Regions from separate parts of the Mus musculus genome. Here regions 1 and 2 are each linked to region 3. A link is a loop called in an ENCODE intact Hi-C map of the cell type or tissue named here. Cell type or tissue: left cerebral cortex. All regions are shown on one strand. Links, peaks and the distances in the headings refer to the core of each region. The heading gives the core; the rest is flanking DNA.

Evidence for each region. Peaks named below come from ENCODE experiments on the same cell type or tissue, not always from the same donor. Only the 100,000 strongest peaks of a DNase experiment are listed, where the experiment ranks them.
Region 1: it touches region 3 in a loop (4-fold over the local background); 3 of 42 quality-filtered maps call a loop at or near these places.
Region 2: it touches region 3 in a loop (4-fold over the local background); 6 of 42 quality-filtered maps call a loop at or near these places.

Annotation. Positions count from the first base shown.
Region 1 is chr6:139,387,022-139,397,264 of GRCm38, reverse strand. No RefSeq gene overlaps it. Among named protein-coding and RNA genes, the nearest start is that of 4922502N22Rik, 70 kb to the right of the region's middle. In left cerebral cortex, for the core only: a CTCF peak has its summit at 5,699 (motif pointing right); a DNase peak (open chromatin) is centred at 5,723.
Region 2 is chr6:138,471,716-138,481,958 of GRCm38, reverse strand. It overlaps a transcript of Lmo3 not described here. Among named protein-coding and RNA genes, the nearest start is that of Gm30332, 33 kb to the right of the region's middle. In left cerebral cortex, for the core only: a CTCF peak has its summit at 4,170 (motif pointing left); a DNase peak (open chromatin) is centred at 4,160.
Region 3 is chr6:138,166,840-138,177,082 of GRCm38, reverse strand. It overlaps Gm30213 (a long non-coding RNA gene), which reads right to left. Exons shown (of 5, transcript XR_869528.3): 1 at 10,230-10,243; 2 at 6,672-6,766; 3 at 5,572-5,734; 4 at 3,727-3,931. Among named protein-coding and RNA genes, the nearest start is that of Gm30213, 5.4 kb to the right of the region's middle. In left cerebral cortex, for the core only: a CTCF peak has its summit at 5,131; DNase peaks (open chromatin) are centred at 5,111 and 5,704.

The DNA of each region.
Region 1 (10,243 bases), core at 1,290-9,289, 1.2 Mb before region 3:
AGAGTCAGATGCAGATGTTTACACCCAAACAATGAAGAGAAGCTGCTGAGCTCTGTTGTTGAATTAGGGAGAAGCTGTAAGAAGCTGAGAAGGAGAGTGATCTTGTAGGAGGATTAGCAGTCTCAGCTAACCTGGACCCCCCAGATCTCTCAGACACTGAGCCACCAACCAGGCAGCACACACCAGCTGATATGAAGCCACATCACATAAACAGCAGAGGACTGCCAGGTCTGGACTCAGTCAGAGAAGATGCACCTAACCCTCTCAGGAGACTGGAGGCCCCAGGGTGGAGGGTTGGGGTGGGGAGATTGGGAGGTGGGGGTCATCCTCTTGGAGACCAGGGAGGAGGTAAGGGATGTGGAACAGTCCGAGGATGGAGCAGGAGGGGGATAAATTCTAAACTGTAAGAAAAGAGCACATAAAATATTTTTTGAAAGCCACCTACATGTTCTTCACTTATTTAAAGAGTGATTATAGAAATTTTTTTTCCATTTTTTTTTCCATTTTTTATTAGGTATTTCGCTCATTTACATTTGCAATGCTATACCAAAAGTCCCCCATAGCCACCCACCCCCTCTCCCCTACCCACCCACTCCCCTTTTATGGCCCTGGCGTTCCCCTGTACTGGGGCATATAAAGTTTGCGTGTCCAATGGGCCTCTCTTTCCAGTGATGGCCGACTAGGCCATCTTTTGATGCATATGCAGCTAGAGTCAAGAGCTCCGGGGTACTGGTTAGTTCATAATGTTGTTCCACCTATAGGGTTGCAGATCCCTTTAGCTTCTTTGGTACTTTCTCTAGCTCCTTCATTGGGGGCCATGTGATCCATCCAATAGCCGACTGTGAGCATCCACTTCTATGTTTGCTAGGCCCAGGCATACTCTGACAAGAGACAGCTATATCAGGGTCCTTTCAGCATAATCTTGCTAGTGTATGCAATGGTGTCAGCATTTGGAAGCTGATTATGGGATGGATCCCCGGATATGCTAGTGTCTACATGGTCCATCCTTTTATCTCAGCTCCAAACTTTGTCTCTGTAACTCCTTCCAAGGGTGTTTTGTTCCCACTTCTAAGGAGGGGCATAGTGTTCACACTTCAGTCTTCATTTTTCTTGAGTTTCATGTGTTTAGGAAATTGTATCTTATATCTTGGGTATCTTAGGTTTTGGGCTAATATCCACTTATCAGTGAGTACATATTGTGTGAGTTCCTTTGTGAATGTGTTACCTCACTCAGGATGATGCCCTCCAGGTCCATCCATTTGGCTAGGAATTTCATAAATTCATTCTTTTTAATAGCTGAGTAGTACTCCATTGTGTAGATGTACCACATTTTCTGTATCCATTCCTCTGTTGAGGGGCATCTGGGTTCCTTCCAGCTTCTGGCTATTATAAATAAGGCTGCTATGAACATAGTGGAGCATGTGTCCTTCTTACCAGTTGGGGCATCTTCTGGATATATGCCCAGGAGAGGTATTGCTGGATCCTCCGGTAGTACTATATCCAGTTTTCTGAGGAACCGCCAGACTGATTTCCATAGTGGTTGTACAAGCCTGCAATCCCACCAACAATGGAGGAGTGTTCCTCTTTCTCCACATCCACGCCAGCATCTGCTGTCACCTGAATTTTTGATCTTAGCCATTCTGACTGGTGTGAGGTGGAATCTCAGGGTTGTTTTGATTTGCATTAGAAATTTTTTATATGTTAAATGTTTTACTAACTCCAACTATTAGTGTGTTGCTGGTGCGTATGAGCTATGTTTTACAATGCAACTGCCATGTCAACACCCACCACAGTGTAATTCTTTGTCACTAAGGTCTACATAAAGCACAATCTATTTAAATATAATCTGGATGAAGTTTACTTTATGTGTCCAGAGGGAAGAGGTCAGTGCATCGGTGGGGACTATCGCAGTTAAAGGTCAAAGTTTCTACTGGTACTTCCAGATATTTCTATGATACTGATTTTATATTAATTGTTTCTACTTCTAGCTCAGTGGGCTCTTTTGGTACTTTGAAAACTGTAAAAAAAAAAAAGTAAGAAATTTCTTAAACACTGTTTTGTTTTTCTCTTTGGCGATAGAGATGGAAATGATTTTTTCACACATCTCTCAGAAGCAAATAGCCCAGGCCCTAGCCACTGGCAACCTGGGCTTCTGGCTTCAGACATTCAAAAGAATCACTATACACACGAAAATACCCAGTGTCAGGTGTTTCTTTACAGTAGCTCCCAGCAACTGACATACACAAACTCGTGGGAGCAGAAGTGTAACATGTGACATAGAGTTTATAAAGATGATGTGGGGGGAAGTATGGGGAAGTTACCTTTCAGCATTCTTTATTTATTTACTTACTTTTACTGTTTAAGAAACTAAAAGAATATGCCGGGGCCTAGCAAACACAGAAGTGGATGCTCGCAGTCAGCTATTGGATGGATCACAGGGCCCCCAATGGAGGAGCTAGAGAAAGTACCCAAGGAGCTAAAGGGATCTGCAACTCTATAGGTGGAGCAACATTATGAACTAACCAGTACCCCTGAGCTCTTGACTCTAGCTGCATATGTATCAAAAGATGTCCTAGTCGGCCATCACTGGAAAGAGAGGCCCATTGGACTCGCAAACTTTATATGCCCCAGTACAGGGGAACGGCAGGGCCGAAAAGTGGGAATGGGTGGGTAGGGGAGTGGGTGGGAGGGTATGGGGGACTTTTGGGATAGCATTGGAAATGTAAATGAGGAAAATACCTAATAAAAAGTATATATATAAAAAAGAAACTAAAAGAAAAGCAGTCACAAGTTAAAAGTGCATACGTAGGTGGAACCACTGTTGGGTGAGGAAAAGAAATGAAGCAGACATCTGTGAGAGAGAAGTCAGGGATAAACAGGAAAAGCACACAAATGATGTAATAGTTTGACTTTAAAGTTAGATTAAGTTTCAATATTAATAGGCAACTTGGCTCAGTTTATACCGAATAGTAGCGATGTGATGGAATTGCTGGCTGTAGAGACAAACAGGTCACATAAAAATGACACAGTTTAAATGTGGTCCTGTGTTCAGTACTAGGTCTCTATCTCGTTATGCTATAAAGGAAGTTTTCTGCAAACTTTAGGAAGTGGTGCCCACTTGGGAAGAATAAGCCACTGGTTTTGTTGTTTTGTGTTGTTTGCTTGTTTGTTGTGAGTTATGTCTGCTTCCACATTCCGTCCTTTATTTCTTCCCTGTCTCCTATGGTGGAGTCTTCTGCACCATTGGTTCCCACCACCACGATGTGAGGCTAAACAAGAGGGGCATGGCGTCTGAACCCATGGGACATAGCAAATGTGTCCTGGTTTATGTTGTGTTCTTAATTTTTATTTTGCCAAAGCTGCACAAAACCGACTAACCCAGGAGGTGTTAAGAGAGTAAACTGGACTTCTAACGTGATGAATTAATATCTACAAACAGAAAATTAAAAATAAAAGAATAAAATACGTAGCATTTTTTATTAACTCTGTCTGTGTTACTTTGTTAGAAGATCTTTGCGTTTCTGTATTGTTATTTTTTGCCTGATTTTTCATTGGTCAAATTACCAAGTATCAAAAACACTTTGTTGAGGAGAATATCACTTATTTATCCCTGTGAAATACGTCACTCAGTTAACGAAGACATATTATGTATATGTCTACACCTAAAATCATATTCTGTATATACTACCACCCATATGCAAGCGGGGAAAGGCACTCCTTCAGTAGTCTTTGCTATAGATGTCACTAAAAAGTTGTACGGTGGCATCAGAAAACTTTTATAGCTGCACATTCTTAGGAAAGGAGATGCTTCTGGATAAAATATTTGTTCCAGGAACTTGGTAAATATTCAAAAATTTGCAGACACAATTTATTTGTGTGTGGGAGGAGGTGTGACTGAAGCCTCAGCTGCCAACTATAACAGTGAAATGATTCTATTTTTACATGATTGCTTCTGCATATTAATAAGATAGATTTCAGAATAGCATAGCATTAATTAGGGCAGGCTTTTGAAGACAAAATGAAAACATTGTTTTTGTTTACTTGCTAACTGTATATATATATATATATATATATATATATATATATACATATACATATACATATACCCCTCCCCTTTCCAATTTCCTCTTCTGGAGTGTTCTATATTACATTTTTAAACATACAAAGTGTCTTATTAAAATGGTGATAATCACATACTCTCTTTAATCTCTTTTACAAGATAAACTTTAAAGTGTTCTAAAACAATGAGCTTCTTTTATTAATTACTTAATTTAAGCCAGACAGTGGTGGCACATACCTTTAATCCCAGCCCTTGGGAACCAGAGGTAAGTGAATTTCTGTGAGTGTGAGGGCAGCCTGGTTTACAAAGCCAGGACAGTTACACAGAAAAACCCTGTCTTGAAAAAACAAAACAAAACAAAACAAAAACAATAAAAAACAAAACAAAACAGTTAATTTACCTTGAGAATGGGTCTCAAAGTGTAGCCCAGGCTTTCCCAAAGCTCACACTATTCCCAGCCTTGCTACAACCTTGCAGCAATCATCTACCTTAAGCCCTGGTTGTTGGGGTTACAGGTATTAAGTTATCTTTCCCCGGAGAATAATGACTTCATATTCTACATCACACTGACGAACAGAGACTCTGAGTTAGCCACTGATTAAATCCTCCATCTTTTGTTGCAAGTGTTTATCTGCCATTTTAAAGTTTAGCCGTACTGCTGTGCTTCCTCTCATTTCCTTCTTCAGAAGCAGCACTCTATACTCAAAGGGCGCATATGCTGTAGGCTGTAAAAGGAGACGGGCATGCTCAGGGAACAGTGCAGGAAAACAGCTGAGAGTTTTACACGTCAGGCTCATCTTCCATTCCCAGTGAGTCTAGAAGAGCAACAGGAACAGCAAGTCCTGGAAAAGGAGGTGAACCTGACTCTCACAGGTATCACTCCATTACACATGAATGTCCAGTCTTCAACCTCACCACCACCACCATCATCATCATCATCATCACAAGTGATACAGAGAAAATAAGTTTGGGACTTTAAAGGCAAAGAGTATCTAGCCAATCACTGTCCCTAAGCAGAACTTAAGGTGAATGCACTAACAACAATGTCTTAAAGATGTTGACCAAAAAACACAATATAACAAACAAAACCAACAAAACAAACAAACAACCAAAAATCTACAGGAAAAAAAAGAGAATTGCAGGAGTCTAGAGAGAAAATTAATAAACAAAATGCAAATGTCAATAATAAGAAAAAAAACTCTCTAAAAGGGTCAAAACCATAGACTATTAAAAATTGAAAGTGCATATTTGATTATCATTCAAGTACTTACAAACAATTCTATGGAAATGACCAAGACCTAAGAGTTGAAATTAGAAGAAAACAATAAAAGTGTATTAATAATATAGAGCTTATAGCATTTTTAAATCGTGATATTACAGAGTCATGGAAACTCAGTGCTTTTCAAAGAAATTAGCAATCACAGAAGTAAATGGTTTCTAAAGTTATATTGCAGGGTTTGATGTGTGAACAAAGCTCACATATTTTCCCTTCAGATATGTCTTTTGGACCCACCGTCTCGCGAGTAACGTTTATTTTAAAACTGTTTTCCTACTTTTATTGTGTTGCAAAGGTATGTAACAAAACAGGAACGATTGAGTCTTCCTCACAAACTTGGTTCATTTCTCAAGGCGACCAAAAGATGGCGCTGCGGTGCAGCTCAGCGCACCTTCCTTAATAATCAATCGTTTCCCACAGTTTAACTCCAGGGCTAAGATGGCGGTAATGCACATCAGCAGATAGAATGCAGGTGCGGCAGATAGGATGAAGTGCTCCAAATTGGTAACACTTCAACTCAGAGCAGTGCCCAATGGTAATTAGACCGACAGAGCTGACTGTTGCAGAGTGGCAGTCTCTTTTCACTGTTGTGTGTAGATATTTCTGAGAATTCATGTTAAACATTCATAATGAAATACAGGTTAAGGAAGATATGGCAGAAAAAATTCATCTTTGAGGAAATACATTCCTTTATGAAATGATTGGACAAATCAGTACTTGATACTTGTATCTTAATAATTTACTGATTTCGTCTCAGAATAAAGACAAACCCAGCATGATCTTAAATGTATCAAATTATCTTTGTCACTAAATGAAGGGCTTTTGGCTGTTATAATATTATGCAAAGTATACTGTATTTTTTCACTTTAATTTGTTAATTATAAATTAAAATAATTTTTATACTTTGTCACCTGTGATACGTGTACAAGGCACAGTTAAAAAGGAAATAGTTTCACTTTGGTTTGTTTTTGTTGGGCAGAATGCACATGTTTGTACAACTGTACAGTTGTGTACCTGGGCCTGCAGAAACAACATGTCAGACTCATTCTTGATTGTTCTCTGTTTTGTTAAGATTGTCTCTCACAGAACCTGAAACTAATCAATTGAACTGGAAAGGCTCACCAGCAAACTGTGGGGAGATCTACCTCCCAAGGCTGAGGTCACAGGCAGCATGGGTTTTACCCTTGTGCTGTGGACATGGATGTAGGTCCTCATACCTGCACAGAAAACACTTTGCCATATTCCTGGCCTTGTGATGAAACAGTTTACTGAGGTGTTTAATAAGACAATATCATCACAATATTTCCCATTATATCTTCCATGTTTTATGTCTGAATAACAACGTGGCTATTCTATTTTGATGTTTATGGTGAGAGAGCACTTGAATTTGTTTCAGAAGAGTTTTATAGCTCCTTGTCTGCACACGTGTCCACTTCTATCTTTCCAATTGGGTTGAATCACAGCTTCTGGTAAAATTAGCAACTGCCACTTATATTCTTGTTATAGGAACATTATTTACCATTGAATCATCAAATGGATTATGACTATATTAAACTATTTATGGTGTATACATATGCTGTAGGAAATGATTCTCCGTAGTGGTCTCCCCAACACAAGTGTTCATCAATAGTCGTCATCAAGATGACGACTGCTTCATCTTGGAACTTATTGAAGTATGTATTTTCTCCTACACTTAAAGCATTTGAAATGCTAATTTCTTTGATTAGTGGATATTTTAGGAGATACTTTTTTTTGAAGCTGCTGTTACAAGATGTTACATAGGACTTACATTCACATCCCTGTCTTTCTGAAAGGGTCTTCTGCCGTTCTCCATTTACTAAGTGGTGTTCAGGGGGTTACTCAGTTACCCAGCTTCCACTGTAAAGTCCACATACAGTAACCTCTAAGGCGTATGTGTACCAAGTTACCATTGCATTATGCTCAACTAATAGATTGCATCTTCAGAATTCTGAGATGTTTCAGATCATGTTTGTGAAACCGTTTTTTGGATTTTTTTTAATGGAGAAAGGTCAATACTCTTCTAATTCTTTGAGGATATTTATTTTTTAGTGACTATGAGTGCCTGCCTGCATTTGTATATGTGTAGCAACTTCATACATTTGTCATGGAGTCCAGAAGAAGGCATTAGATGGTCTGAAATTCAAGTTACAAATGCTTATGAGCTGTCATGTGAGTGCTGGAAACAAAATTTGTATCCTCTACAAGAGCAATAGGTATTATCAATTGTCGTTCTGCCTCTATAGCCCTTAAATCTCTTCTCATTTTTAAATTCTTCTTAGTTAACATTTTATTTCATGATTTTTGAATTTTTTATTTTGCTTTCTTAGTGGGATTTGAAATAAAATAATTAAAATTTACGTCTTTCTTTACTAATATGTTGTTGTCTCTGTGAATTTATCAAGGTATAAATTCAGGTCCTGTTCTCAGATACACCTGGAGTTTGTGAGCTCAGATTTTCTGAAGTCAGATTCATTTTTGTTCACCACTTGAATTTGTCTTTGTAACAAGACAGCCACTCCTCTCCATTGCACGTGGGGCAGTATCTTAGGTCACACTACTGTGTGTATATATCCTATGCTGAAATTGAATCCCCGTGGCAATATTTTTGACAACTGATAACTAACCAATAGTATAGCTAAGGAAGTTAACCTTCACCATCACAAAAGTAGGAAACGTATGCATCACCCCAAAAGGCCACCCTTAACTGTCAATAACTCTAATCACTAGCCCCTTTGTGTTCCTTGGGATAGCATCAATCTACCTTTGAAACTACAATTGTGTTACATTTTGAACAAATTCATATAAATGGCATCATATAGTATGTACTCATTTGACATATTGGTCAAATTTATCTTTATACATGCCATATAACTTAATAAATTTCTAATTTTTCCAGTTCAACTACTTATTAGAATTGATAAAAATTGATTTTATATCTACTTAGATTTTCGCTCCAGTCCCCTGTAGGTGAAAACTGTTAGACTTGAATCCAGTCTCTGTCTTGCGTTCTGTACTACTATGGAGCCCGTGGCTTCGATGAGGCGCTCTCTTTCATGTTATCCTGAACACCCTTGACTATCAGGCAAGAACTGCAAACGTAAAACAGATTCCAGGACCTGTCAGGTTTACTGAGCGTCTCTAAAGTGATGAGAGAAAGTTTTCATCACAACCAGCTTTGAGTGGATTTCTCTCCTGTAGATTTCCACGATCCGTTCATTATAGGTGGGCAAGAATGTGGAGTGTGAGTGAGACAAACGTCCAGTCTCTATGCTCAAATGAATCATACAGAACAAATAACTGCGAGAGATGCCAAACAAAGTTGGGGTAAACACAAAAAGGCAAAAGGCCCTTAATCATACGTGGACTAAGGGGACATCTACTGCTTTGTATTAAAACCATAGAAGTTTTTGGAAGAAAACTTGAAGTCAACTCCACCTTCCTGGGAACTCATGGCCTGAAATTTTTTGAGCCTGCACTCTTTAGGTCAATAAAAATTACATCTGAGGACTGCTGTGATTCATTATCTAACAGGCTCCAGAGATCTTGATTAGTTTTGTTCTCCTTCCCAATTGTCAATATCAGTGTTTTTAAATGTTTAACCCGCAAATGCTAATTGTGTGTATTGATGAGGGAAATGTAGTCTTGTGATATACGTATCCAGTGGCAAATAATGAAATTAGCCTAATTAGGAAAATCTGTGACCCCTGTGCCTCTGGTCTCTCTGTCTTTGGAAAGCGTCCCTGTCCTTTTGCTGCTCATCAGCTAGACAATTCATGCTGAAAACAAATGTCTACCCATTTATTTCTTCCTTTCTCTGCACAGTCTCCTTGCCACATGTCTCCCAATCTCTTATAATAATCATTTTATTTCTTAAAAGCTTATTTTTTAGATTCTACATAGTAGTAGGCTTATGCAGTTTGTGTCTATGTGTCAACTGTAGTTCAATTAAAATAATGGCATCCATATGTATCAATTAACATCTTAAATGATATATTGGCTTTTAGTATTTCTTATGGAAAAATCATTGTATTATGTGTATGAACATATGAATTATGTATTATGTGTGAACACACATATATTATCATTTATTGTATATATATAAAAAGAACCCATGTGTTTTACGGGTTTTGATTTACTCCACATCATGAGAGTACTGATGTTTTTAAAATAACAATAAACAGAACCACACTTTGTGTTCAGTCAGCAACTCCCTGTTGTTGAACAGGTGGGGCAGATACTATACATCAATTGTTCCCTCTATGTGCTTTTCCTTTCTTTTTGTAAACAGAAACATAAAGTAGTTGCCACCACTGATCTGACATTCCAAGATCATTGAGCTCCTCCTACATTACCAATGAGAAGGACCTCCAAATATGCTGTTGCTTGGTTTATATTCCCTACAAGTTAAAGAAGGCCACACTATATTGACACTTGAGGGCTTGTTACTTCAAGCTTATAAAGCAGAATGTTTTCCATGTAAAGTTCAAACATGATCCTCTGTGAGACAGGAACTTTTCGATTGGCCGTAACAAGAAGACCAATTTCTCTTGTACCCTTGACCTCGGACAATCAAGATACACAGCAAACATGTTCTGATTGTTGTTAGCCACCTAGAGTAGAAAGTAAAATGAAGAGCTAGGGCAATAAGTATTGTGTATGCCAATTATTTTATATGGTATAATAAGGCTATGATAGTTTGTTGTGTTTGGCGATTATTACTGTAATTGTCTGTAAGGAAGCCAACATTATTAGATATTTTCTTTATTTTACATTTCAAATGCTATCCCAAAAGTCCACTATACCCTCCCCTGCCCTGCTCCCCTACTCACCCACTCCCACTTCTTGGCCCTGGCGTTCCCTTGTACTGGGGCATATGAAGTTTGTAA
Region 2 (10,243 bases), core at 1,063-9,062, 300 kb before region 3:
ACTGCCAAATGCCTTTTAATTTAAATTTTAATTCTTATCCCTTTAGAGACTGCACATAAAATATTCATTTATCTTCCACTCCAGTTTGGTAATATATGCTTGACAATTAAGAACTTGATGTGCTAAGAGACAAATGTATTTAGGTTAAATATGAGTGCTTTGTAGAAAGCAGCCTTTGCAGAAAGTAAGCTGCACTGCTTAGCTTCTGCAAAGAGAAGAAGCAAACTTCTAATTCTTAGCACCTGAAAACTGTCAGTGGGTCCCTGTCCCTTCAATACATTGCTGACATTAAGAAATACATCTTAATTTTATCATTCAAACACAATATGCTAAACATCTAAAAGGCTCCCCTCACTCTGTAACCATCCTATTGATGTCATTGATCTGATCCAGCATAGGCCTTTATCGTGGTAGAATATTGCCATTGGGATGGATTTAACATTATCCAATCCAACATCTACTATGACGCTTTCCTGCACAAATCATTCTTTTTACAATGACAAATTAATACACAAAGATGAAAATTATAACCATAGATTTACAAAAGCAGACTAGGGTAAAACATCACTAACTACAGCACGATGTGGTTTCATAAAAATGTCATTTATAACTGATGCAGAAGTGGACTTTCCTTATTTTTAAATCTAATTTTATTTAAAATATTTGGTTAAATTACTATAAATATGTAAATTATAATATATTTAGATTTCCAAAGCCTGATTTGATGACTTTGTAAGAAATTAGAATGGAAGATAAAATTAAGCTTTTGTTTTGTTTTGTTTTGTTTTGTTTTGTTTTGTTTTGTATTGCTTTGCTTTGCTTTGCTTTGCTTTGGATTTGTTTTATTTTGTTTGAATTTGGTTTTCCTTTAAATTGGTTTTTGTTTGTTTTGGATTTTGTTTTTATTTGGTTTTGGTTTTCATTTGGATTGGTTTTGTTTGGTTTTAGATTTGGTTCAGTTTTGTTTTGGTTTCTTGTTTGCTTGTTTGTTTGTTTGTTTTTTGTTTGTTTGTTTGTTTGTTTCAAAACAGGGTTTCTCTGTGTAGCCCTGGCTGTTCTGGAACTCACTCTGTAGACCAGACTGGCCTCAAACTCAGAAATTCACCTGCCTCTGCCTCCCAAGTGCTGGGATTAAAGGCGTGTGCCACCACGCCCTGCTTGGATTTGGGTTTTGCTTTTGCTGTTGCTGTTGATTTAGTTGGTCTGGTTTTGGGTTTGGATTTGGTTTGATTTTGATTTGGTTAAGTTTGGATCTGGTATTAGTTTGGATTAGTTTGGGGTTTTTTTTGGTTTTTTGTTTTTTTAGTTAGGTTTGGTTTTGGGTTGGGTTGGGTTTGGGTTCTTTGAAACAAGTTGTCACTTTGAAGCCCTGGTTAGTTTGGAATTTGCTACATAGACCAGGCTACCCTTTAGCCTTGAGGTGGGATTCCAGCCAGGTACTATCACACCCTGTTGAAGACTTTGTTTTCTTCAAGGCATGTGTCTTCTCAAAGAACTATGGTATGAGTGTTTGTGTGTTTCTTTGCAATAATTCCAATAGGATTGCAATGACTACTGTATTTCTTGAGTCCAATCTGGTCACATTGTGGGCCAACAATTCCTTTGTCTATGCCTGGAACTGACCATTTTATTGGGATCAAACAGCCTATCTAATCCCAAGCAATAACTGAAATGGCCATTGCTAACTTTACCTCTTTGGTTAATTTAAATAGTTTTTGAGAAAGATTCTCATTGTGTAAAAACCACTCTGGCCTTGAGTTTAAAATCAGAAAGATATTTGATCCCCTCGAGAGCTGCATTACAGGCATACACATAGATTTATATGAAGACACTATTGCTGAGTTATTGCTACAACTTGGTTCATAAGACAGTCCATAGGGAAAGATCTGGATTGAAGAGGCAAACAGTGGAAGTGGGAGACCATCAGAGGCACCTTTATTTGTTTACATTTTCTGTTTAATAAAAAGTTTGCGAGGTCTGAAACAGGATCCCAGGGCTAATTGCAACTCCACAAATCATTATAACTTATTGTTCAAATTAGTCATACTTCCTCAACCAAACACAATCAAAATGACTCCTCCCAAGAATGGTTATCCCTCTAGTTGGATGTATAAACAGAATTTATTTCCCCCAGTATAGGCATTGTGCTATATGAGGCCATAATGTACAGGTGTTGTGTTATAAATTAATGATATTAATTTCATGTGTAGCTTATGAAACAGAAGATGTATGCATATTTCAATATAAATTATAGAGTGTAATGGAGTTTTAGATGCTGGAGGTTCAGCTAACTTCATCTCAGCAAGCACTGCACACAGCATTAATGTGCAATTAGTTTATCTTCATATAAAGTTCCCTCACTTGCTCTTTACCTTGTATCTATGAACTCCGATTTATGTGCATCACAGAAACCCTGTGCCAGCATAGTGATGACTCACTGGCTGTATTTCTGAAGCTACCTGTGCCACTACTAATTTTACTGCCTGGTATAGGACAACAGTGGCGGGCATGCTGGCTCAGACCAGCTAGTCCTGCTACTTGGAATGCTGAGGTAGGAGAACTGCAAGCTCAAAGCCTACCTGAGCTCTACTATGAGTTCAGGAACAGCTTAGGTAACTGAGTGAGACCTGTTTTAACACTGAAATATTTTGAAAGAAAAAAGAGATCTGAGGATGTAGCTCAGGAGGTGGTACAGTGCTTAACTACACTCTACAGAACATTTTCAAGGCCAAAGATTCACATCCCTGAACTACACACAAATACACAAAGAGAGACTACACAGAGAGAGGGGGGGGGTGGAGGAAATGCAGGAACTTTATTCAGTTCTTGACTGCATTATTATTTCATACTGATATTTCTGAAATAGTAGAAAACAATTTTTCATAGATAAAAATCATAGGAAAATCTGAGAAAGGCAAAAGTAAGCTCTGACTTCAAATGAACTAATACAATATAGCTCCCTTATATTAAAATAACAGAAATGCATTGGAGTGTGGGTAGAGTTATATAGATCGATCCATATGAACAGAAGTCTCGTCAGTGCTAAGCAATCAATGAAGAGACATTAAAAGCCAGAGTCTGACATGGCTCTCAGAGCTGTACTTCTGATTGTGCAAAGATCTTATCCATTTTTAAAGTAAAACTTACCCTCGCTTCTATAATAAAAAGAGGTTACTCTTCTGAAGGGAGAATTATCTCCTCATTACAAACTGGATTCAGTCCTTGGCTCCAGAGAGTCTCAAAGTTTCTAAGTATGTATGTCCCTTACCGTGACAAGTAATATCAAAGCCTCTGTTTAAAATTCTAATAATGATATTCTCTGTCTCGGGAAATGGGCATTTTTTTCTTTCACATATAAGCAATATCTTATTTATCAGGGTTATGATTAATTATATTGTAAAGGGTAACATTATCCACGCCTGCCAAAGATAAACTAAATTAAATGGACAAACAGATTAGATATAAAGAAGGATATTAAGAGATTATGGGATGGCTTCCCTTGATATCATTAAAAACAGGGCAGATACCCATCTGTCTACGAGAGTTTAGGCAAAGTTTGCCTGAAGCCAGCAGTAGAAAGCAGAGAGATAACTTCTAGAATTCTTCCCAGCTATGTTTTCTCCTAAGAGCTCACCCTTTGTCCTCTAACTGTACTCGCATTCTCTCAACTTTCCGATGAGGCCGCTTGCTAGGATAAGGTTTGGGTTTTGTTTTTGTTTTTTTTTCTTTCTTTCTTATTGTTAACATACTTTCCAATCTATGCTTTTTTTGACTCAAAGCACACATGTGCACACACACACACACACACACACACACACACACACAAATTATGACTATCATAATAAAAATGTTAAAATATGTGCACCCTTTATTTATACAACCCCATGGCCAGACAATGAAATGGCTATGGATTTTTAAGAGAATTCTGAAAATCTCCAAAATGTTAGTTAAAGAGCCATTATGCCACTATGCAGAACAAACTATAATATTCTTCAGTACTCATCAAAAGGCTAAAGCATATGCCCTGTTTAAAAGAATACAAACAATCATCACAATAAAACGCACTTCTTTGAGTAGTTACAGAATCCAGGCCAGTCAGCCTCAGGAAAGCCTGCAGGGGCCGCTCAGGACCTCAGAGGGAAAGGGAAGCCAGGCAAACCAGCAAGGCAGCCGCGCCCCCTGGAGGAGGGCAGTGGGGTAGCAGGAATTTGTGAAGGCCCTGGAACAAAGGTGGACTATAGATCACATCCCACTCCTTTGATCATTTTTTTCAATATCAAATTATTATACAGAAAAGTGCATATATTTGTTTAGTAGAGAGTAATTACTTACTATATGAAATTGACCGGTACGTACTTCATTGCATTAAAAAAAATCTAGTGTCCTTTTTTTTTTTAAAACATCTTTTAAAACAACTAATAAGCTTTTTCTGTAGTCATTCATTCACAGAAAGTTATATTCTAAATGCCTGTGTCACTGATGATACTTTTTACTGGGTCTTATCTATAGAATTATGATATATTAACATATTCTGATAATTCCACCTGTTCCACATGGAACAAATAATAGATGTTTTATATATATGAATATATATAATGTTATATAATTATATCTTTAACTATATTTTGTCATATATTATGTTACATGTACATATATATAAGATATAATATGAGACAGCTCTTTCTTTGTAACATAAATGAGAAGATTTACATAATAAGTCTCAATATACCAAGTTGAGACTTTCCTTACAGAATGGATTTCTGGAGTGGTTTGCTATTTATTTAGGATAATGGAGTAACTTTGTTCAGGAATGAAGCTTTTGCACACAGCCAAGAACGCTTGTACTTTGAGTAATTGGTCAGTAGTGATGAGTAATTAGGCACATTCTGATTAACAAAACACTGTGAAGTGTCAGTGACTGGAGAAAAGCAGCCCCTTGTCATGTGTGAGTAACAACATCTACTCCAAGGGCATCGGTCAGAGACCGTTCCTGTCTGTATATCTGATGTCTGCGATATCACATGTCTGTGAGCATGTATTTGTGTGTATTAGTGATTGACTTTCCACAACTCAGATTCTCTACAGAAATGTAAATTTCTACTAGTACCACATCACATCAGAATGCTGGGTATGGACATATATGCAAGAATCGTGACTTCAAGAGCCTGTGACAGGGTTGTTTTGTAAGTAAAATTTTCTATGTAATTTTCACTTATCAGGAATAAAGTATTTTTATTTCACAACCACATATATAGCTTACTTTATCACTGTGAGAAACTTAGAAAATTAGCTAAAAGTGAACTTGGGGTTTTTCACAAAGTCATTGTAATATTGATAATAAGTTAGATTATATGGCTCTCCATTAGCAGAGTATAAGCACTCCTAACTGGAATTTATTAACAAGGTAACTGAACATAAATAAATAATTCTTTTAACTAAAGTATTTGTAAAAAAAAAAAAGGTTTTCATACTTCAAATTTAAGGAAAGGGATGTTATTGTGTACTTGGTCATATTTCATTTTAATAAAGATGATAAGATGTCTATAATAATTAATACATCAATGTGAAACACGTATGAAGCCAAGAGTGCTCACTGCCTTATTTTTCTTTAAATTACACTGTAATCATTTTATAAACCTTTGGCCATATATTTTTGTTTCACGCAAGGAAACAAGCATTATCCTAAGGAAGTGCCATGCTCATTACAGAAAACATTTGATATATTTGTATCACTTTTTGTAATGAATTCAGTAAATAAGCAATATTCTTGCATACTCCTCCAGTGGGGACCTCACTCATACTCTGTAAATCATTAGTTCAGTTAACAAGGATTAAACAAGCAAATCTCATCATTGCCGCAGACTTTACCCCAAACATCCATCGGAATGCCAATACCAAAAAAGCAAATGAAATGTTAATTTCTTCTGAACAAGTATTTTATTCCTTCATGATTCAGAATGACGCAAAACCTGAATCAAGTCATCAAAAGGCTGTTAGACCTGCACTTAATGAAATTTAAAACTCAGGTGTGGTAGCCATTTTATTCTCAAAAAAAAAAAAAAAAAATCAAAAACCCGGGCATTTTGATGTACTCATTTCAATACAGTCTGCTCTTGGAAACCATGCCTGGCACAGGTATCAGCAAAGACACGGGGGAAATATTAGACTCCCTGTGGGAGTGGCAGGAGAAATGGAGAACGACAGATTCCTCCAGCCTGATCCTTCATGATTCTTTTCTAGTTATTGAGTATATAAACTTCAATCCCCTCGTACAACTGAAGGGAAAAACATGATTATCATATCACTCAAAGCTCGCTCAGCAACCCTAACTTTCAGCTCGGTATAAATTCACTCTCCGGGAAGTGACTTTTAATACTTTATTTCTTAACAGAAGCATTAAATTTTGTACGATTAAAAATTATCTATTCTACGTTTCTTAACACGGGTTTGCATTTGATAGGATGGCCACTGCTAACCCATCTTGGCACAAGTATCTTCGTGCGTGATGAAGGTTTAAAGCAAAAGATATCTCCTATTCAGATTCTTGAAGAAAACTGAGAAGGAAAACGGTTGCGGCCCCTTCATTTCCTCCATTGCATGCACCCTACCACGCTTTTCGTGACAGCAAGGAGTAAGGAGTTGTAAATAGACATTACTAGAATGGCTTGGTTTGGGGATTTATTTAATAGAATTACTGGGTGGCTAACAGCAATAGGAGCAAAGCAAAGAATTCCTAGTGGACCACAGCCCCCTTAAAAGGAAATAAAGTGAATCCCGTCACCCTACTATCATAAAGAGATCCCGAAAATTGTTTCTAAACAGAAAAACAAAGCAGGAACGGCCAGTTTCTCAGTTAAATTGATGATAATCAATCTTGGATCTAGAAGGAGCGTGTGGGGTCGCAGAGAGATGGATCCTCAAGGGGCAGTCACCGTCTTCAGCTATGGACACACTGAAAAGCTCACCAGCATCCAACAGTTCCAGACCCATGGTCGCACAGATAGCCTGGTTAAAAACTGAACAACAAAAAAGGTCACGAATGTGGGAAGGGAAGATTCTTGGGGGCGGGGGGTAATTAGGATCAGATGGGGAGGATTAGACAGGCAGGCATCTGAATGCACATTAGGCATGCATGAAAGTGTCGAGGAACAAACTCGGCAAAGGTTAAGTAATAATAACATTCAGCACGGAGGGAGACAGTACTGGTGGAAGCGCCGGCTCTTTTTCAGCTTAAGAGGATGACTAGAAAACAGTCAGGGAGTCAGGGAGCTTGGCCTGGCCGGTTTAAAATCCACCCTGTTTTTTTTTTAATCCAGTTATCATTTCTTAGTTCATAGAGGGTCCTCTGTCTCCGGTACGTGTGCTTGGCTCTCATCAGCACTAATGGGAATTAACAAGAAAATGGACCCTTAATCATTTATCTTACATTATAGGAAGGCGTGATTTGCGGACTTGATTAGAGTGGGAACTGAACGAGATATCTCGAAGATGTGATTCTCTTCAAACATGTCCACTGCAGCAATTCTACTATAAAATAATTAGAAGATTTTTCTCCTTCTAGATCCCTCACTGCGGTGGTCGATATAGAGGCCAGTGGACAAAATGTTGCAAAAACGTACTAGGTGTTCCAAAACCAGCTATTTAGCAAGGTAGACCGTGTTCAGATTTCCTTCAGCGTTCGTTTAGCGTGTGTTTACTATACGTATAACGTTGCTCTCGAAAGTGAAAACTTGATTTATTTGCCCAGAGTACACTTTAGGAAAAGTATTTTGACCTGAGGTTTTAAGACTTACTCGCTTTTAGGATACCTTATTGTTGTGTGGCATGTATTTAAAACTTCAAGCTGAGAGCAATGCTAATCTATGTCAGGATGCTCCAGGCAGCATTGACTGTGTGCCCCTTGGAGCAAAGAGAACTGAAATCTGGGAGTTTGGGGGTCCCACTTGAACTAGTGCCTGTTATCTGAGGACACCGGCCCTCCCTTTGGTCTCTTGCTGTGTTTATCTGCACTTTTCCCTCTAACCGAAGGCTGTGGAGCTCGCTTCCCTGAAGACATGTCTGCTGCTGCTTTAGAGTCCCCCCCCCTCCCCACCTGCCAGAAACCACACTTCTAACTCCATCTTGGTTTTCAGTGTCTCACTGTGGGGCTCACAAACCAGTCACAGTGTGGGAAAGAACGACGCGTTAGATGGCCATTAATTTGGTGCTTCAACTTTTGTATTTACTAAGAGATTATTATGTGACATGACTTTATTTAATTCTTTGATCTTCAAGTTGCTTAAATTTTTAATCAAAAAATGATGTTTTTTTAAAAGAAGCAAGAATATTCTCTCTATTCATCTTCTGAAAATTTTGTCGCAGCAAAAATAATAAATAGTAACAGTAATTTAACTCTCGGGAAGCTGCTGTAAAGTAAGAAAATCCTGTATTTTGTCTTATTAAGAGATTCAAGAAAATTAATTTAACATTATAAATAAATGATAGTGAATATCAAGAACCAGAGGCAAAATATGACATAAAGTTTTTAATAGGTTCTTCATATAAATAGTGCAATCATTGCAAAACTTCCAACATTGTACCTATCACAGAAACAAGGTCACAAAATGTTCAGTAGTATGTTTAAAAAGTAGCATATATTTGCCAAAATAATGTTGCAACTTTGACTGAAAAAATAATAAGATATGATAGTATAGAAACAAATTTTTTATCTAACTGAAAAAAAAATGTTTAAAGATATCAAATGTCCCTGTTTTTCATATATCTGCGGTGAGAACCTGAATAATTTTAAATCTTCAGTGAATGGATTCATTTCAGTAATCACCTAAAAACCAGTGGGTTAAAAAAGCTGGAAAAATATTTGAATTTTAACAACATAATGATATTAATTTCTCTAAACTATATAAAGTATGAAATATATTTAATCTATAATAAATATAATATTTGCTTTAATATAATGTGGCAATAAATACATTAATCTGAGCGAAAGAAGTTATTGGTAAACTGGATGATATGCACAAACATTCCCATAAATATTATATAGTGTGAGAATGTGAATGGAGCACAAGCTAGCTACTTGATGATAACTGATAAGATTTGTCTGAGTCAGGGGCTTGCTACGTAGCTCAGGCAGGGCAGGAACTCACCATGTATCTCAGGCTGTCCTCAGTGATTTCCTTGCCTCAGTGTCATTGCTCAGTGCTGGTGTTACATATGTGACTCTCCATACTTAGTTTATAACTGGCATTTAAGCAAAATAAAAGCCTAATGCAACTAAGCCCTGAAAACATGGTAAATGTTGGGAAACAATATTGAGGTAGCAATAGCCCTTTATTTAACAATAACAAGAAAAAGTTTAAATAGAAAAGTAGCAGGTCATAGCAGTGAAAATTACCTGTTACCAAATCGGTGTATCATAAGACATGATATTAAACTAAGAAAACAATGTGACAAATACCAACTATTTTAGGTGATAAGACATTGTGCTAGCCCAGCTGTGGTGGCACATGCCTTTAATCCCAGCACTCGGGAGGCAGAGGCAGGCAGATTTCTGAGTTCAAGGCCAGCCTGGTCTACAAAGTGAGTTCCAGGACAGCCAGGACAACACAGAAGAAACTCTGTCTCGAAAAACCAAAAACCAAAAAAAAAAAAAAAAAAAAAGATATTGTGCTAACTTAATTTTTAAAAAGACAAATACTGAGTATTTAGCAAAAACATGGATTATCTATTAGACAAAATCAATAATTTAAAATTATAAGAAAAATTAATCTTGTTAAGAAAACATGGAATAAAATTTAAACAAAATCTCATATTTAGTTCAATAAAACAGTTTAAAGTCATAACATATAGAGAAGAAATGTAAGAATATGCATAAAATAGAGTTATTTATTATCTAAATTGGTATTATTTATATGGCAGCATATACATTATTATATTTAGTAATTCTAAATTGCGAAAATTAACTTAAAATAATAATGAAAGTCCCACACAAGTTCCACAAACATATTTCTAAGTGTTTCTCAGTGAGTCAGGAGGATCTGAGTAACAGCTGCACAATGTGAATATTGTGGGGCATGTTTTACATTTCTTTTAAACTAAATATATGAGAAAATATTCAAGATAGTATGTTATGTTCTAAAGAATACCTATGCTATTATGTTAAATTTTTATAAACAAGAAGATATATAATGACACATTTCTTTTAATGAATGACCTTTTGCCAAGTAGGAATCTAGGATCGATTTCT
Region 3 (10,243 bases), core at 1,040-9,039:
ATTAGATAGCCATTTGAACAAATATGCTTTTTGTGTTTAAAAAGAATATGGGCATTGTAGATCTTGACAGAATATGGCTATAGATGCATATACCAAAGTTTAATGATACTATAAATTATCAGGCTTTTAAATATCATATATAAGATTTACCAACCATGATTGCTGAGTTACCCTATTCTCTTTATAATTTAGTCATTTTGATTGATTTTTGAGGATTGTTTTTCTCCAAACTCAAATGGGTCTCATGCAGTCACCATTGTTGTGTGTATGTTCATTCATGACTGGCTCTGTCCTTGTCTTTAAAAAAATATCTTTATCATTGCTGAGAGCTTTTGAGGAACTTAGAGATATTTTTATCACTCACATCCCCTCACTTCCGTGCATGCTATCTCATCAGTCATCTTATCCTAGATGCTCCTCCTGCTAACTCACTCATCTGACCCTATGATTCCAGATTTCTCCTTAGTTTGGCCTTCTCTCAGATTTTTTATAAAACTTTATATTAGTTTTTAATTTTCTGAAAGTCTTATTTTTGTGCCTTGGTGTCTTTCAACACGTGTGTAAAAGCCTTACCTTCTATACTATCAGATATTGGAATTCCTTTCTTTTTCTTGCCCCTTTTTCACAACTTCTGGATCCCTTGTTCCCTTTCTACCCAGTCTGGGACTGTAGCTCCTGAGATGGTGCCATCCGCATTGAGAGACAGCCTTTCTCCTAAGTTACATATCTCTGGGAATGTCCTCACAAACCTGCAGTTGTGTGTCTCCAAACTCCATCAAACTGACATAGAAGATTGGCCATCACATGATCCTCTGACCTCAACCCGGTGTATCTACAATTATAACCTTAATTTGCCCACACTTCATAATTGCATATGTGGAATTTTTTATAATGTGTGAATTAAAAGACATTATCAATAAAGTAAAAATTAATCCACATATCAAAAGAACGTGCTTACAGATCGCCTATCTCATAAGTGGTAAGTATCCCAAGTGAGTGTCCTCAGTTGCCATCAACAAAACAGCTCCATTCAAAGCAGAAAGGTATGAACAGGCGTTTGCCTGAAGAAGATATCAGAAAGAGCGCCGTTCGTGCAAACACCCACTCAGCCTCAGCACTCAATAGGAAAATGCAAATGGAAGCTGAAGGGAAGAATCCCTTCAGATCAGGAGCTTGGCTGCTGTTGTAAAACAAAGCAGAAAATCACACATGGAGGCCAGGATACGGAGAATCCTGCATTTTTGGTGAGAAGGTGAAATGAAAAGCCATTGTGAAATTTAGCCAGGCGTGTGGGGCATGCCTTTAATCCCAGCACTAGGGAGGCAGAGGCAGGTGGATTTCTGAGTTCAAGGCCAGCCTGGTCTACAAAGTGAGTTCCAGGACAGCCAGGGCTATACAGAGAAAACCCTGTCTAAAAAGAAAGAAAGAAAGAAAGAAAGAAAGAAAGAAAGAAAGAAAGAAAGAAAGAAAGAAAGAAAGAAAGAAAGAAAGAAAGAAAGAAAGAAAGAAAGAAAGAAAGAGAAAAGAAAAGAAAAGAAAAGAAAAGAAAAGAAAAGAAAAGAAAAGAAAAGAAAAGAGAAGAAAAGAGAAGAAAAAAGAAGAAAAGAGAAGAAAAAAGAAAAATAGAAAAGCCATTGTGGAAACTGTGGAATCACCTTTAAAAGTTATAAGTACAATAATCTTGATACATACTTAAAAGAGTTTAAAGCTAGGTTTTGAAAAGAAGACATTTGTAATGAATGTAACATCATTTGCAATAGCTATAATATAGAATTAGTCATTTGGACATTGTTAGGATGAAGAGTCAAAACATAATATAAGCATAAAAAGAGTATTAGTCCACTTTTACAAGGAAGAAAATCCTGATACATACCACAAGACAGGCTCACACCATTGAGAAAATAATGCTAAGTGAAATAAGCCCGTCTCGCTGACAGAAACTAATTTTGTATGCTTCCATTCACATAGAGTACGCAAAATCATGAAGACAAAGTAAAATGGCGCTGGCCAAGAGTTAGAGGAGTATTTTAAAGTAATGTTATTATTTAATGTGCATATAGCCTCAGTTCATTGTTGCTATGAATGTGTGTGTATGTGTGTGTGTGTGTGTGTGTGTGTGTGTGTGTGTGTGTGTGTGTGTGTGTGTGTGTGTATGTAAGACAAGCTCATGTTTCATTCCTATGACTTGTCCACCATCCACTGATATAGTTGATATTGTCTGTCTCGCTGGCTTGGAGCTCACCAAGTACATCTTTCTGCACTCTAACCCTATGCAGTAGGGATTACAAACACCTACTACCATAACCCATTATTTGTTTGTTTTATCTCTTGCTTGCTCTGTTTTCATTTGTTCCTGGTGGACTCTGGGACTGAGTTCAGTTCCACACCTTGTAAGGCAAATACTTCACACACAGAGAAACCTCCTCAACACTGGACGTCCATCTTTTATATTCTGTGCTTTACATTTAAATATAGGAAGTCTCTGCAGACGTGAGTCCTGCTTGTTATTTGTGATGTATATTTTTCTTAGGTAGTTCCCAAAGAAACAGGTGACCAGTTATTACCAGTAAATACTATTTTTACGAATTACTTAACACTTGACATTAAGATGGTGTTTGTGGGACTATATAAATGTATGTATTATTTGTGTGTATGTATATATTCATATTCTAAGAAATATATATACATGTGCATGTACATAGTCCTATTATTCATGTATATATTCATATATATTCATATCATCTATATTCTATACATTCACATATATATTCTATAAGGAATCTCTGTCCCCAGAGGCTCCCTGAGACTAAACAACCAATCAAAGAAAACACATGGTGGGACTCGTGTCTCTAGCTGCATATGTAGCAGAGGATGGCCTAGTCCATCATCAATGGGGGGAGAGGCCCTTCGTCTTGTGAAGGTTCTATGCCCCAGTGTAGGAGAATGCCAAGGCCAGGAAGCAGGAGTGGGTGGGTTGGAGAGCAGGTGGGGGGGATTAGGGGATTTTCAGAGAGGAAACTAGGAAAGGGGATAACATTTGAAATGTAAATAAAGAAAATATCTAATTAAAAAAATCATTGCAACTATGATAGCTACACCTGTAAGGAACAAATGCCGTCTCTACCAGAGCAAGGAAGCTAAGTGGAGGGTCACTTTAGCTATGACTAGCCTGAAAAAAACAAGAGCACTTTTGTGGAATTCTGGAATTTTGACTTCAGGGCTGTTGAGCTGTATAAGCCAACATACTTATAGTCTTGGTTTAAGACAACAAACCCACAGTATCAGGGGTGGGGCATGTAGTTTATTCTTTTCTTATGACAATTTTCTGAATTAGAAATTGTCTCAAGAACACAAGTGTCACTTGTCCAGCCCTCGCCACACTGCTGTTTCGGGGCGCTGTGTACTTGCATTGGAGACAACTCACTTAATAAATCATTACTGGAGCATACAGTGTTGATTCAGTGACTAAGCAAAGCTTTTCTTTCTAATTTTGCAGAGTACAAAACCTCTTGCACTAACTCTACAGTGAGAGCAGGTTGCTGGGCACGCCAGCTCACAGTCTATCACCCAGGTGTCACTATAGCTAATTATTAAAATGGATCCAACTGTATGGCACCTTTTATCTTTTTAAGAATGCAGAGTGATGTTTAAAAGATTCACTTACTTTCCTCCAGAAGGGCCAGAAATTGAAAAACAAAATCTCATTTCTCAACTGTGGATGCTTACCATAATTGCTTCTTTACTATTGAAAGTAATATTGGCCAAATAAACAGTGACCCAGCAGAAGGACCAGGCCTGGCCTGGAGCAGAGGCTACAGAGCACACATCTGAGTTCCAAGCTGTCTTCAAGCTCCTCTGGTTCCTCACTGGTCAGTGGTTGTTCTTCAAAGATGTCGAATCAGCCTAGGTTGGCACCACTCGAAGTGTGACTCTGTAACAAAACGAAGAGCAAACTTGTAAGTAGACATTTAATACTTTGTAAGATGCCATGTCTGGGTCATTAACGTTTGAATTTCAAGGACCCCAGCAAGCTCCTGCCAATACTTGGTTATTGTTGGTTGTATTGGGAAGATGTGACACTTTTAGAAGGTGGAGCCTCATTAGAGGACACTGGGGTAGGCCATGAGAGTTCATAATTCTAGCTCCACTTCGTGACCTCTCTCCCTATGATTTCTGAAGGCAGATGTCATGTGCGCAACCACCTCACACATATACCATCATGCTTCCTCCAACCCAATCAGCTGAACAAACCCCAAATTACAACCCAAGTAAACCCTAATTCCTTTAAGTTGCTTCCTGTCAGGTCACAGCAAAAAGAGAAGTAAGCCATGCAAAAACCTACGAGCAGAGTTAGTGGACAGGGTTAATTAATAAGGAAAGCTGTTGAGAGAGAATTCAAACTCCCGTGCTGAAGTGCAAGTGGCAGAAATTCTGGTTATGAGCAAACCATTTATTGACCTGCAAGATATCAGAGTAGAAGTAAGACTCTGCAGTAATAACTCAGTAAAATATGTACCCTACACACATGATATCCTGAGTTCAGTTCCCAGCAAACACACACAAAGCCTGCTATGGTTGTATACTCTCATTACCCCAGAGCTGGGGAGATAAATATAAAACAGACAGGTCCCCAGCCTAACCAGTGGGTCTCAGGTCCCAGTGAGCAACTCTGCAAACCAAGGAGGATGGCTCCAGAGGAACAATACCAGGAGTTGAGCTCTGGCATCCACATTCAGCAGCACGCACACACACACACACACACACACACACACACACACACACACACCTGCATACAGACACCTGCACACACACCCTGGTATATACAAACCTAGTTATGCATGCTAGATGGTTTTATACACTTTGGGCTGGGGAAGTTAGCGGGTGAAAGTTGGAAAGTTTCCCTGACCTCTGTAAGAGTGTCCTGACTTCTGCATCACATCACAAGGCCTTGTCCTTTACAGGCATGCACGAGGACTACGTGACAGTGGCAGGTCCCAGCTTGGATAACATCCCAATGTAAACTGCTTCTCAGAGCTGGCAGAGCACTTTCTTCTATCCAGCAGAGCAGAAATAACTTGCCCTGTGCATAGCACTGATGTCCAAAAGAAAAGCCACAGAGGGACATCTAGTGGCAGTGGGAAGTCACCAATCTGTTTCAAAAGAGTTGGGGAATTTCTGCGCTGCTCACTGTCCGAGTGATGTAGATGCATTTCTTGAACTTTGCCACACACACTCCAGCGCATGTGTCTCTGCATTTGAAGGCTGGCAAATGCCGGAGGAAAACAGAGTCAACTTCCTGGCCCAAGAAGCCTTGTCTCCCACGCCACTGAATAGCCAAGCAAGGCAGAGAGTAAGGGCAGAAGGCAGAACTTCCAGATCTGTGTGCTGAGAAGAGGATTCGTGCAGAGCGCCCTCACTGTACACGCACCTATGCTTATCCTCTTGCTAGTAAGCTACATACAGACATGGAATTCGTGAGCGCCAAAGCTCCAAAACGCACCGCACATTTTAAAAGCAAACACCCACCCCCCACCCCCACCCCACACCCCCACCCCCACCCCACATCCTGACCTCAGGATCAGCATCCTGGAAACTTTCATAAACGTGACTGTCAGACTTTGCAGCAGCAATCAAGGCCCAATGAAAGTAGTCACCCGGGGTTCAGGCTTCTGCTGGACTTTGCTGGAGAAATGGAAGCTGCTTTAGATCCTGTTGCAGCAGCCTGAACTTGGCTCTTTCACAGGAAGACAGATGGAAAGTAAGTCTAAATTAACTATAGAATTCATGATCGATGTTGTTTAAGAATAGTAGTGAGAGTCTCTAACTCTATCTCAGTGCTTTCTTTACGTGTCATGAGATCAAACAATGTATCACAATTCATGTACCTAAAGAGAGAGGTTTTTAACATTTATTACATTCTCTCTCTCTCTCTCTCTCTCTCTCTCTCTCTCTCTCTTTCTCTCTCATGTCTGTCAGTCTGTCTGATTGTATCTCTCTGTGTGTGTGTGTGTCCACCACAGGATCGATGTGAAGGTCGGAAGAGAACTTGTATGAGACAATTCTCCCCTTTTTACCATTTAGGTCTCAGGGATAGAAGCCAGGCCATCAGACTTCGCTGCAAGCACGTTTACCTGCTCCGCCATTTTTCCAGACCCCCCATAGGGGGAGTTTTAAGGCATTTCTAATTGATGTAATCTCAAGTCTCCCACTCCAGAGCTCCAACACTAGCTCTACTTTACTGACATAAGAAAGTTCTTCACTTTGTGCCCTCCTGCCGATTAGCTCTGTCCTCATCTTTGCCATTCACTACTTCGGGTCTTACTGCAGGGTACACTACCCAGTACATTCTACTCTTTGAAGTTCTTCTCTTCACTGTGAACTGGAATTGAAGAAGAAGCTGCCCCTGTAGAGGCTTGTCTGAAGTCCCCATGTTCAATTACTCTTCTGACTTCTGTTTCTCTGAGAAGCGGTAGCTCATTTCTATTTCTCTGGCCACAGCTATGATTATACCTAATTTTATTCCAAGTCCAGGGCTGGGGAAACCCATGGCCAATTCTCTCAGTATATTTAGGTCCTGGGTCAATCTCCATCTTCACCCCAACCTGTTGCCTCCCTGGTCTCTACCTGTATTAGCCACCTCCACCCACAATCTCCCTTCAAAAAGGTTATACCTCAATGCAGATGGCTAGGGCAGCCCTTGATCTTCCTCTGACACTGGCTGTGTCATGAATCCCCTAAAGATCATCCTTGGTCCTCAGAGAAGCATCTGTGAAGAGAACAAAGAAGGGCATGCTTGTGACCTTCAGACCTGCCCTCCCAAACCAGCCTTGTGCTGTTACTATATTCTGGCCATCCTCATATCTGGGTTCTGTATTAGTGACTTTCCCCTTTTTATAATAAATACTCAACAAAAATAGTTAAAGAAGACAGATCTCATTAGGGTGTGTGAGTTGGGAGAGTACATGGTCCATTATAGAGAGAAGGCATCAGGAGCCTGAGAATGCTGGTAATGCTGCAAGTGCAGTCAGGAAGCAAATGAAGGACTATGTATCCTAATGCTTGGGTTATTTTCCTCAGTTATATTGGGTCAAAAACCCATCCTATAAGCCAGGCATGGTGGTGTGCGCCTTTAATCCCAGCACTTGGGAGGCAGAGGCAGGTGGATCTCTGAGTTCAAGGCCAGTCTGGTCAACAAAGTGAGTTCCAGGACAGCCAGGGCTATACAGAAAAACCCTGTCTCAAAAAACCAAAAAAAAAAAAAAAAAAAAAAAACATCCTATGGATGTTGCCCCCATATTCATGGTGTGTCTTCTTCCTTCTATGCCTCTCTGTTGATCTCTTCTCTTAAGATCTACCACTGAATTTACAGCCTGCCCCAGTCTCTTCTGCAAATCTCTAGTCACATCTTCTAAAATACTTGCTCTGTACAACCTCACATACATAGATCCCAGGAATTTCAATGGCAAGCACTTTATCAGCTGAGCACTCCTGTGTTTTATAAATTAAGTACTTATGTACCTCCTATGCCCATCGCTAGGACTTGTGAACTTTTGATTCTCAAAGTTCATAGTCTGTCTCCCTTGCCTTTGAGTTATTAGTCTTGGTGCATAACATTAATGATAAATAAATAAATACCCAGAGGATTTCTAGACAGACATTATATTATTAGATAAATGTGTTTCGAAGATATGATCTCTGTTATTCATGTGGAAGCACACAGAACATTATATACTACAGTATCCACCCCATATGACCTCTACAAACTTGAAGAAACAACAGAGGCATGGAAAAGTGTGAAGCTTCTTCGCTATGCAGAGAAATGCTAATCACTAGTACCAGCTGAAACCAACCCAGGATGAGAGGAAAACCTTCCTCTGTGGGATAAGAAATGTTTCATACATATTGGTTTAGCAGGTTTAGATAAATCATAAATTTAAAGAAGTCGCTTGCTTTTCCCTCCTATGTCTTTTTTCCAGAACATTTCAAGCATGAATAAGAAGCAGAAGACTCCTCCACTGGGGACCCTGAGCTCACTCCAGTGGTTGGTTGCAAGCTTCTGCCTCTGTCTTTGTCAGGCTCTGGTAGAGTCTCTCAGGAGATAGTCATATCAGGCTTCCATCAGCAAGCACTTACTGGCATCAGCAATAATGTCCGGGTATGGTAGCTATATATGACAATGTTAATAGGCCAGACCCCTCAGGGCTCCCGGGAACTGGACCACCAACCAAAGAGCAAACCATGGCGCTGGCCAAATATGTGGTAGAGGAGGGTCTCGTTGGTCGTCAGTGGGAGGAGAGGTCCTTGGGCCTGAGGTATTTCTATCCCCCTGTGTAGGGGAATGTCAGGATGGGAGGATGGGAGAGGGAGAGTGGGGGAGAGCACCCTCACAGAGGCAGGGGGAGGAGGGATGGGGTAGGAGCATCCCGAAGAGGAGACCTGGAAAGGGGAAAACATTTGAAATGTAAATAAAGAAAATATCCAATCAATAAGAAGCAAACGGAGGAGGAGGAGGAGCAGGAGGAAGAAGAGGAGGAGACTTTTCTCCCTGTGCAGATCACTCAGGGTCAGCAAGGAAGAACCCATGCACATCCTCACTGCCTTAACGCTCAGACTCGGTTCTAGGGTGCTCATACCTTAAATGAGCTCTAAGCATTCCAGGGAACCTTGTAAAGTTAGACCTCCTGCAGCTTAGGATATAGGTCAGTTGTGCTATGGAGGTGCTCAGCTGGAAGCACTGGGGTAAACTGTCAAGACCACATTAACCAGTTGTGGTGCTGGCCTATACTCAGTTGGTGGAGGCAGGAGGATTATGAGTTCAAGGTCAGCATTGGCTGTAGCCACAGTATAAGTTCACCCTGAGTTACTTGAGACATTGCCTAACAAACAAAATCAGGTGCTAGAGAGATGGCTTAGCTTTCTGCATGCTGGGTAACAAGCCAAACATCTTTCTTGTGTCTATGACCCCAGTTTTGAAAGGGGTAGAAACAGGAGGATTGTTAGTGCTTGCTGTCCGCAGCCTCATAGAGTGTAGGAAGAGAAAGAGATTGAGAGAGAGAGAGAGAGAGAGAGAGAGAGAGAGAGAGAGAGAGAGAGAGAAACCCTGCCTCAAAGGCACAGACAGAGAGTGACAGAGGAAACTTGGTTCCTTCTTGTGCACAGGCATGCACACCTCTCCTACACTTACATAAAATACTGAAGTAATTAATATCAAATTTTCAATACCAGTTCATGAATTTTCATAGTTTTGTTTTGGAATTAGAATTCAAAGAATATTCATACTTTGTCTCATTTTTTTCCTCTAGAGGATTTTTTCTGTACACCCCTCTCTCTCCCTGTCTTCTCTCCACAATCTTTCCTTGAAGACTTGAACTCCTTTCCTGGGCAGTTTTTCTCGGTCTGATCTTCTTTGACTTCATGGCACTTTGCCCCACTTGGATCTCCTATAAATCTCACATTCAAAATTAGAGACTTCAGCAGACAACCACCAGTCTGGTGCCCGAGAACCAGGCAGGGAGCAAGTCAGATATGACCTCTGCCCTGCGCCATCTGGCAGGGGCGGGGCACAGCACTCCTGAGATGACCTCAGACATCCACAAGTCCCACGGGACACTAAAATGAACAAGTAAGGGGTGGAGAGATAAAAGAGAAAGAGAATCAGAAGGGTGTGTGCACAATGAAGAGAGAAAGAACAGGAAAATGGAGGTTGGTGAGGAACAGCTGGATGTGAGTAGCTGATGTTGTCACCTGGGAGCATGGCGAGGTCCTTGCCCATGCTGCTACACAGGAACATGTCTAGATGGCCCTGCAGCAGCATGTTACCACCAAGATCCAGGCAGACATCCCTGGTCTGGGGTACCACCATGTTGATGTTTGAGAGCTGTGCAGAACTGGCACCACCCCTAGACTGGGCATCATGGGAGATCTGGTGCCAAAGGTGTGCAAGCAGGAGAGCCATCTGCTCCTCCCCAGGTGCAGTTCTGAGGAAAGCAGGCTGCACCTAGCCTAGCACACACAGCCGAGCTGGCCCTGGTTGTAGGGGTTGAAGATGAGCCAGTCTGAGAGTGTGAGCGTGCATGGGAGAGGTAGCCCTGTACTCATCTGCTGTGTGGATACAGAGGGAAGGTGAGGGAGAGAATCATGCCACTCCTCTTGCCACTACCCACCTGCAGCAGTCAAGAAAGCTGACCACAGGGGATCTGGAGAGCAGGAGAGCTGTCCCTTCTCCTCACCTTTTGCAGCACTC